2 separate regions of the Homo sapiens genome follow, and region 1 is linked to region 2. A link is a contact called in ENCODE Hi-C or POLR2A ChIA-PET data. All regions are on one chromosome and are shown on one strand. The core of a region is the stretch at or near the end of the contact, and the rest is flanking DNA. Distances in the headings are between cores, read along the strand shown.

Region 1 (3,730 bases), core at 1,136-3,635, 120 kb after region 2:
TAGGGCCACCCATGTTTTTCTCACCAGATCCCCTGTGGTGATGATTTGTCAACAGTCGGGCAGGAGGACAATGGACTGGGATAAAATTCAAACTTTGAAAGTAAGATTTTTCAAACTGTTTTAAAAACATTTTGAAAGACTACAGTGGAACATCTCTCGGTGACTGGAAATTTTTCTTTTCCTTTTTTTTTTTTTTTTTTGCCAATGGGTTCACATTTTGAATTGGCAAAAATTGGTATGATGAGTATGATTTCATAATTTATGTATTAGAGCAGATGGAGATTAATCATTTAGCTAATCCTGTTCATCTTCCCAATCAGTTACTGTTTGCTAGTGGGAAACCAGAGGCAGCCAAATGGCTCATCCCACCAATGAGGCAGAACAGTTGCTTAAGAGAACATTCTCGCTTACTCCCAAGTTTTGCTAAAACTTCAAGTGACTGTGAGCCCCTTAACTTTGCTCCACTTGAAAATACATTTGAGGCAGGGCACGGCGGCTCATGCCTGTAAACCCAGTGTTTTGGGTTGCTGAGGTAGGCAGATCCCTTGAGCCCAGGAATTTGAGACCAGCCTGAGACACATGGCGAAACCCTGCCTCTACTAAAAATACAAAAATTAGTTGGGTGTGGTGGCATGTGCCTGTGGTTCCAGCTACTTGGGAGGCTGAGATGGGAGGACTGCTTGAGCTCTTGAGCCCAAGAGGTCAAGGCTGCAGTGAGCCGTGAGCATGCCGCTGAACTCCAGCCTATGCAACACTGCGAGACCCTGTCTGAAAAAAAAAAAAAGAGAGAGAAGGGAAAAGAAAATACATGTGAAAGTTTTTCTCAAAACCAGTGTTCTTTCTATGAACGCAACATTTGGAAATCTATTGGCCAGGTTTTTGTTAAGATGATTGCCCTGTTTCTGAGAAAGGACAGCCAAAGATAGTCAAGGGTGATTGCATGCAAGTCTGAACTCCATGTCAACGAACCAGCTGGGAGCACGTAAAGCTTACAAATGCCGTCCAGTATTGAAGTTACTTTAATAATCTTGAACTCTGGAAGTTAAAGTGTTAGGACCTGTAGGCTGGGCACGGAGGCTCACACCTGTAATCCCAGCACTTTGGGAGGCTGAGGCGGGCGGATCACGAGGTCAGGAGATCGAGACCATCCTGGCTAACACAGTGAAACTCTACTAAAAATATAAAACTTTAGCCGGGCGTGGTGGCGGGCACCTGTAGTCCCAGCTACTTGGGAGGCTGAGGCAGGAGAATGGTGTGAACCCAGGAGGCGGAGCTTGCAGTGAGCTGAGATCCCACCACCGCACTCCAGCCTGGGCGACAAAGCGAGACTCCGTTTCAAAAAGAAAAAAGTGTTAGGACCTGTAATCCTAATTTCTTATAGGGCTGATTTCATGAAAAATATAAGCTTACATAACCCAGCTTTGTAATATTTGACCACAAAACTGAATGATCAGCATAGGTACAATTTGCTGGTTATGAAAAATAAACCAGGTTAACAATCTGTTGAATTATGGAAAACACAAAAGAACAAATTTACCTTTTAGGTTTTAGCACAAAGGAGAAAGAACACAAGTTATCTAATAACTCAAGAAGATAAGACCAGCTACCTCACCTCGCACCCTCTGTTCCTGTTAAGCCACTGGAAACCCAAAACTAATCAAATCCCCAAATCCCCACATCACTGACAGTGCTTATGGCTTACTGACTTCAACATAGATAAATGGCCCCATTAATGTCAGGGCGGTTACGTTTGTCTGAAGAATATACGTCTGTATTTTAAATTGCATTATCCAGTTTATCCATGGGATAAGAATTGTTTACCTTCACAAATTCCAGGCTTCTGAGCTGAACTAAACAGGGCAAGTTTAAAGGCAGGAGCTCAGAGCAGTTCATAGCCTTTTGACAGCTCTGATGTGGTCTGCCAAGCCTGAATTGGTAAAATCCAGGCTTATCTCTCAGCACAACGCAGTTCACCCTCAGGTCTTTCCTGCTACCTGCAGCCCCCGTGAAGCCCCTACAAAGCTGGAAGTTGCAAAGTGGATGGAATAATTCTGCAAAATATTGTTTGGTGTTGGATTAGCATTCACAGATGTGGGTCCAAGAAATTGCTCAACAGCCCACGGAGGCCAAGGAAGATCTGCCACGACATCGATACCACGCCTGACTAGGTCACTTCAGGCTTGAGTCCAGTTCAGTGTGTCCCGCCAAGCCCCAGCTTTTGTCTCCTCCTCTTGTTTCCAGTTTGCTCTGCTTCTGTGAAATGAGGTGTTTGCTCATCACTGGGCAGGGCAGAAAGGTAGAGACAGAACAAGAGATGGAGGACGGGGGACTCTTAACAAATCCACATCCATCTTTGCCTCCATTCAACCTGCCTTGTGCTGGCTTGAAAACAGTTGCTGACCAAGGTTTGGAAAATGCAGCAGCTGCTTGCTGCCATCTGCTGTACTTTCTGTTGCTAGCAAGCATGGGACCATGGCTGGCTGCAAAAGAGGAAAAAATGGAAAAGTGGGGGAAGCAAGAGACCGGCAGCCTCCTCTTTACCCAGGAAACCCCCATGATAATGCAGCTACGGATTCATGTCAGAAAAGCGGCCACCTTTCCCAGCGTGAATGAACCACAGTGATTTTTCAGGACGTAGAATATACTTTCCTTTACACTTACGTGATTATGTTTTCCATATTGTAACTATGGAGGGAAAATAAATATAGATTAGGCTCAATGGAATTCAAGTTGTCTGCTCACTTGAACTACTTCTTAATCTTGAACTACTTCTGGATAAACATTGGATCAAAATAGAGGGTAAAGAAATACTGGTGTGGCTGGGCATGGTGGCTCACACCTGTAATCCTAGCACTTTGGGAAGCTGAGGTGGGTGGATGACTTGAGGTCAGGAGTTCAAGACCAACCTTGCCAACATGGTGAAACCCCATCTCTACTAAAAATACAGAAAAATTAGCTGGGCGTGGCGGCGCACGCCTGTAATCCCAGCTACTCGGGAGGCTGAGGCACAGAAACCGCTTCAACCCGGGAGGCAGAGGTTGCAGATCACGCCACCGCACTTCAGCCTGGGTGACAGAGTGAGAATCTATCTCAAAAAAAAAAAAAAAAAATTACTGGTGTGTAAGATTCTAGGAGTGAGTCTCTAAGATATACATCTAAAGATGATCAAGACTTTCTAAAGAAACCATCACATGATTCTGCCTTCCTTCCAATAGCTCAATCTCTTTATTTTTGCTCATTATTAGACTCCTTAAGTGATCCTATTTCCTTTTGGTAAGCTAACTTCCAGATGCCCTCTCTAATGTGTCTTCCAGTATCAATGCTCAGATGAAATGCATCAGATGAAATTCACCCATGGTCTACTTAGCTCTTGTCTTAGAAATAGTCCTTTTGGACTCATTCCAAATCCAATTTCTGAAACAACATCTGTTGATGGTCTCTTCAAAACTCTGATCTCTTCCTTTTTTCCTTTAATGGCCTTTTCACTTCCCCCTTCCTACTAATTTTGGAAATTCAAAGGGAAGGCTCAATTTTTAAAAATTCTAATTGTAGGTAATAGGAATGAATCTGAGCTTGGCCATGTGTAATTTATTTTTCTAACTCAGAGCTTGTTTTGCTTTTTCCATTCATTTATTCAATTTCAATAATAATGACTTTGCTGGTGACATCCGTAGGAAATCTTAATTTTGCCCTTCTCGTTGGGTTTCTCACTGCCTAGCCCTGTTTCATG
Region 2 (3,748 bases), core at 111-2,610:
GGCGGAGGCTGCAGTGAGCCAAGATCGCACCACTGCATTCCAGCTTGGTGACAAGAGTGAGACTCTGTCTCCAAAAAAAAAATAATAATAAAATAAAATAAAAATAAAAAAATTGATCCTTAGCGCTGCTACCCAGCTCCACAATCTGTTCCTTGATGTGCCTCCTTTTTTGTTTTATTTAACTGTGATAGTATTCACCCCTCGGCCTTAGCTAGTAGTATAGTCTCAGGGTAAATGTTGGTTCTACCTCCTCTTTTATCTTTCACAGCTGAAAGCACCAAGTCTTGTCCCTTTTATTTCTAGAATGAGAGTTGCAAAGCCAAATAGTTCTCAAGAATCAGGCAAGTAAAGCAGACTGGGTTGGGGGGTGGGGGTGTCACTATGTAAGGGTAACTCTTACATTTAATGTGTTGCTGCATTTATATGACCAATATGTTGTTCATTCCAAATACCACTGTAGCAAGATTCACTTTTTAATTTTAATTTTAATTTTATTTTTTTTTCAGACTGAGTCTCACTCTGTCGCTCAGGCTGGAGTGTGGTGGCACGATCTTGGCTCACTGCAATCTCCGCCTCCCGGGTTCAAGCGATTCTCCTGACTCAGTCTCCTGAATAGCCGGGATTACAGGCGCGCACCACCACGCCCAGCTAATTTCTGTATTTATAGTAGAGACGGGGTTTCACCATGTTGGCCAGGCTGGTCTCAAACTCCTGACCTCAGGTGATCTGTCCACCTCAGCCTCCCAAAGTGCTGGGATTACAGGCGTGAGCCACCGTGCCCAGCACAAGATTCAGTTTTTAACAAAGCTTACATAGAAGGAGAATCAAGAACAACATCAGAGCTTTGGTGTTGTGTGCTCTGCTGGAAAAAAAAAAAAAAAAGATGGAGGGGGAGGGAAGAACAAAATCTTACTTGTTAAATTACAGAATGTTATCAATGGTAAAACCCGAGAAAGAAAAGAAATGTGCCCAAAATAAGAAGAAAGATGAATTAAATTGCTATGCGTCCTGTGAAAGTAACTTTAAAAATATTTTTTCCAACTTTCTTCTATGGCAAACAACCACATACCTTGTAGAAAATGAATTCTCTGGAGGATACAGGCAATAAAGAAAACCTGTGAGCTCCGTGATGTACACCAGCTGATTCGTGGAGACAGCATACAAGCTTAACTAGGAATTTAAATTCATAGATAATTCAGTTTCATGAACTAGGGCCAGCAATAGAATTGTCTATGTTTTCTTTGCACCTTGGTTTGCTGCTCCACCTCCTTCCTCTCAAATGTAGTCTCTTACTAATCTTGTAAGGGGATCTTCCTTCCCTCTCTTGACGAAGCTTCCTGGTTTCGCTTAGAGTGTGAGGAAGTTTTTGTGACAGCTGGTCACGTTACTAGCATCACCAGTCCATATTTCCTGTTCAGATTTCAATCAAGCCACAAACCCTTGAGAATCATAGCTTTGGTTTGGTTTCGTTTCGTTACAAAACTTTTTTTTTAAGAAACCATGAAACCACACAAGGAGTCCATAATCCCAAAGGCTGCCAAACAACCCTGGTTGACCTAGTTAGCACTGTAGTGGGAAGTGGGGGAGGGGGCAGTCAGATAACATAATTCTAATTAAAATATTCAGAAAACTAAAACCTTTTAAACTTAACTCTTTGTTTGGAATAAAAACAACCAAATATTGGGGCCTGACAGACACTATATCAGAAATTAAAACAATTTATTCTTTAAATTTCAGATACTCCAATTAGAATGAAATTAAACTCAATGAGTTTAAACTGAGTCGAGGTTTATTAAGCTCTGCCAGTTCCTTTTGCATTCGTTTACTGTATTTTATTTTTAAAACAACCACATAATTAATACTGCAGAAAGCAGTATATGATAAGAACTTACTTGGGAAGATTTTTTATTTTGTTTCCGATGTGTATTTCTTAGTCAAGTGCTACATGGTGTTTCTTACCATTACTTATTTAAAAAGCAGATCAATGAGATTCATACTGGTAACATTTACACAAATTTTCCAAATTATTGTTTGTCTCTACTTACAGTGGGTGCCAAAATAAATCTTGGATCTTTATATTTTCCTTTACCAAGTCATGCAAAGCAAGGATCTTTTCTTTAACTGAGCTTTAAAACCATTGCTGGCAGCGTCGAGATCAAAATAAATAGAAGTTCCATTCCTGAAAACTGACATGGAATTGAGTCGGCCATAAAAGTGATGTTGTCGCAACTTATTTCAACAAAGAAAAAGTCCTAAAATTAAAAACATGTTTCTTCTGTCATGTGTCATACAAGGAAAAAAAAAATGGAAAAAAAGGAAATCTTAGTGTGTTCCTAATTTAGATTCTTCTTTACTATAAACATAACTTTCTCCAACAACGACACACACAAATATGTTGTGCCACTCTTGAGAATTAAGGGCTTTTCTTTGTTCAGTTTGGGTTCTCACCATTTGGACATTAAAAGAATGAAAGTTACATATGCATGTAAGAGTGATTGATGACGGGAGGTGGGCCTACAATTTACATGCATGTTTTCTGAACACAGTTCGGGTCTTAACTTGAAAACCTCAACTTGAAAAATATCATGAAACGTATTTCTTTGGGAAATTATTACAGTTTGGGATGTTAGTCTTAGTGTCAAGTTGAAGATGTTTTGGTTAATTCACAAATGAGTAAATTGCCTAGTTTACAGTATTAGCGATTTTTAAATCATAACTTATGGTTACTTGTATGTCTCTTCTGAATAAAATATTTTACAATTTTAGCCTGTAGGTTTATGGAAATTCACAATGAAAATAAATCAGGCTCAGACACATCTATGTGAGCAAATCTATATTTCTGGATAATTGAACTACATAAATCACTCATTAAAGACAAAATATCCAAGAGTTCAAAGTTATCCTTTCTTGAGAGCAGTTCATTAATCCTTGTAGATATGTAGCAATAAACCCAAAGGTCAAGAAGCTGAAGGTGGGTCGCTGGGCTGTTAGATGTGGAGGCAATAGGATTACTGTTTTTTGTTGTTGTTGTTTTTGTGTTGTTGTGGTTGTTGTTTTCCACCATTCTACTCTCTGCCTTTGTAAGATCAAATTTTTTAAAATTTTTTTGAGACTGAGTCTCACTCTGTTGCCCAGGCTGGAGTACAGTGGTGCAATCTCGGCTCACTGCAACCTCTGCCTCCTGGGTTCAAGCTATTCTCCTGCCTCAGCCTTCCGAGTAGCTGGGACTACAGGCGCCTGCCACCATGCCTGGCTACTTTTTGTATTTTTAGTAGAGATGGGGTTTTACCGTGTTGGCCAGGCTGGTCTTGAACTCCTGACCTCAAGTGATCTGCCCACTGTGGCCTCCCAAAATGCTGGGATTACAGGTGTGAGCCACTGCGCCAAGCCACAGCTTACTCTTTTTTACTACACAACCTTTGGCAAGGCAATTCTCTGTTAGTTTGCTCATCTAAAACATGGGTATAGGCTGGGCACGGTGGCTCAAGTCTGTAATCCCAGCACTTTGTGAGTCTGAGGTGGATGGATCACTTGAGGTCAGGGGTTCAAGACCAGCCTGGACAATGTGGTGAAACCCTGTCTCTACCAAAAATACAAAAATTAGCCAAGTGTGTTGGCAGGCACCTGTAATCCCTCTACTCGGGAGGCTGAAGCAGGAAATTCACTTGAACCTGGGAGGCGGAGGCTGCAGTGAGCCAAGATCACGCCACTGTACTCCAGCCTGGGTAACAGAGTGACACTCAGTCTC

What was found. Hi-C counts contacts between places; a loop is a spot of excess contacts on that map. ChIA-PET counts read pairs that join two places held with the same protein, here RNA polymerase II (POLR2A). Pooled maps may share reads with other maps.
Region 1: a loop to region 2 is called in a map with no recorded cell type, with 2.4 times the contacts of the local background. The contact joins two enhancer-like sites. A Hi-C loop is called at or near these places in 1 of 37 single-sample maps with no recorded cell type and 4 of 50 pooled maps. POLR2A ChIA-PET finds 5 or more read pairs at or near these places in 3 of 52 experiments (AG04450, T-cell and WTC11).

The regions. Positions count from the first base shown.
Region 1 is chr1:240,689,851-240,693,580 of GRCh38, forward strand. All of the region lies in intron 1 of LOC105373228 (a long non-coding RNA gene), which reads right to left. Among named protein-coding and RNA genes, the nearest start is that of GREM2, 80 kb to the left of the region's middle. RefSeq lists a silencer at 2,279-2,573. Within about 2 kb of position 2,386, at least 2 of the 41 ENCODE cell types and tissues checked have a DNase peak (open chromatin) inside an H3K27ac peak, as active enhancers do.
Region 2 is chr1:240,575,036-240,578,783 of GRCh38, forward strand. The region is part of intron 1 of GREM2 (gremlin 2, DAN family BMP antagonist); the gene reads right to left. Among named protein-coding and RNA genes, the nearest start is that of GREM2, 35 kb to the right of the region's middle. Within about 2 kb of position 1,361, at least 3 of the 41 ENCODE cell types and tissues checked have a DNase peak (open chromatin) inside an H3K27ac peak, as active enhancers do.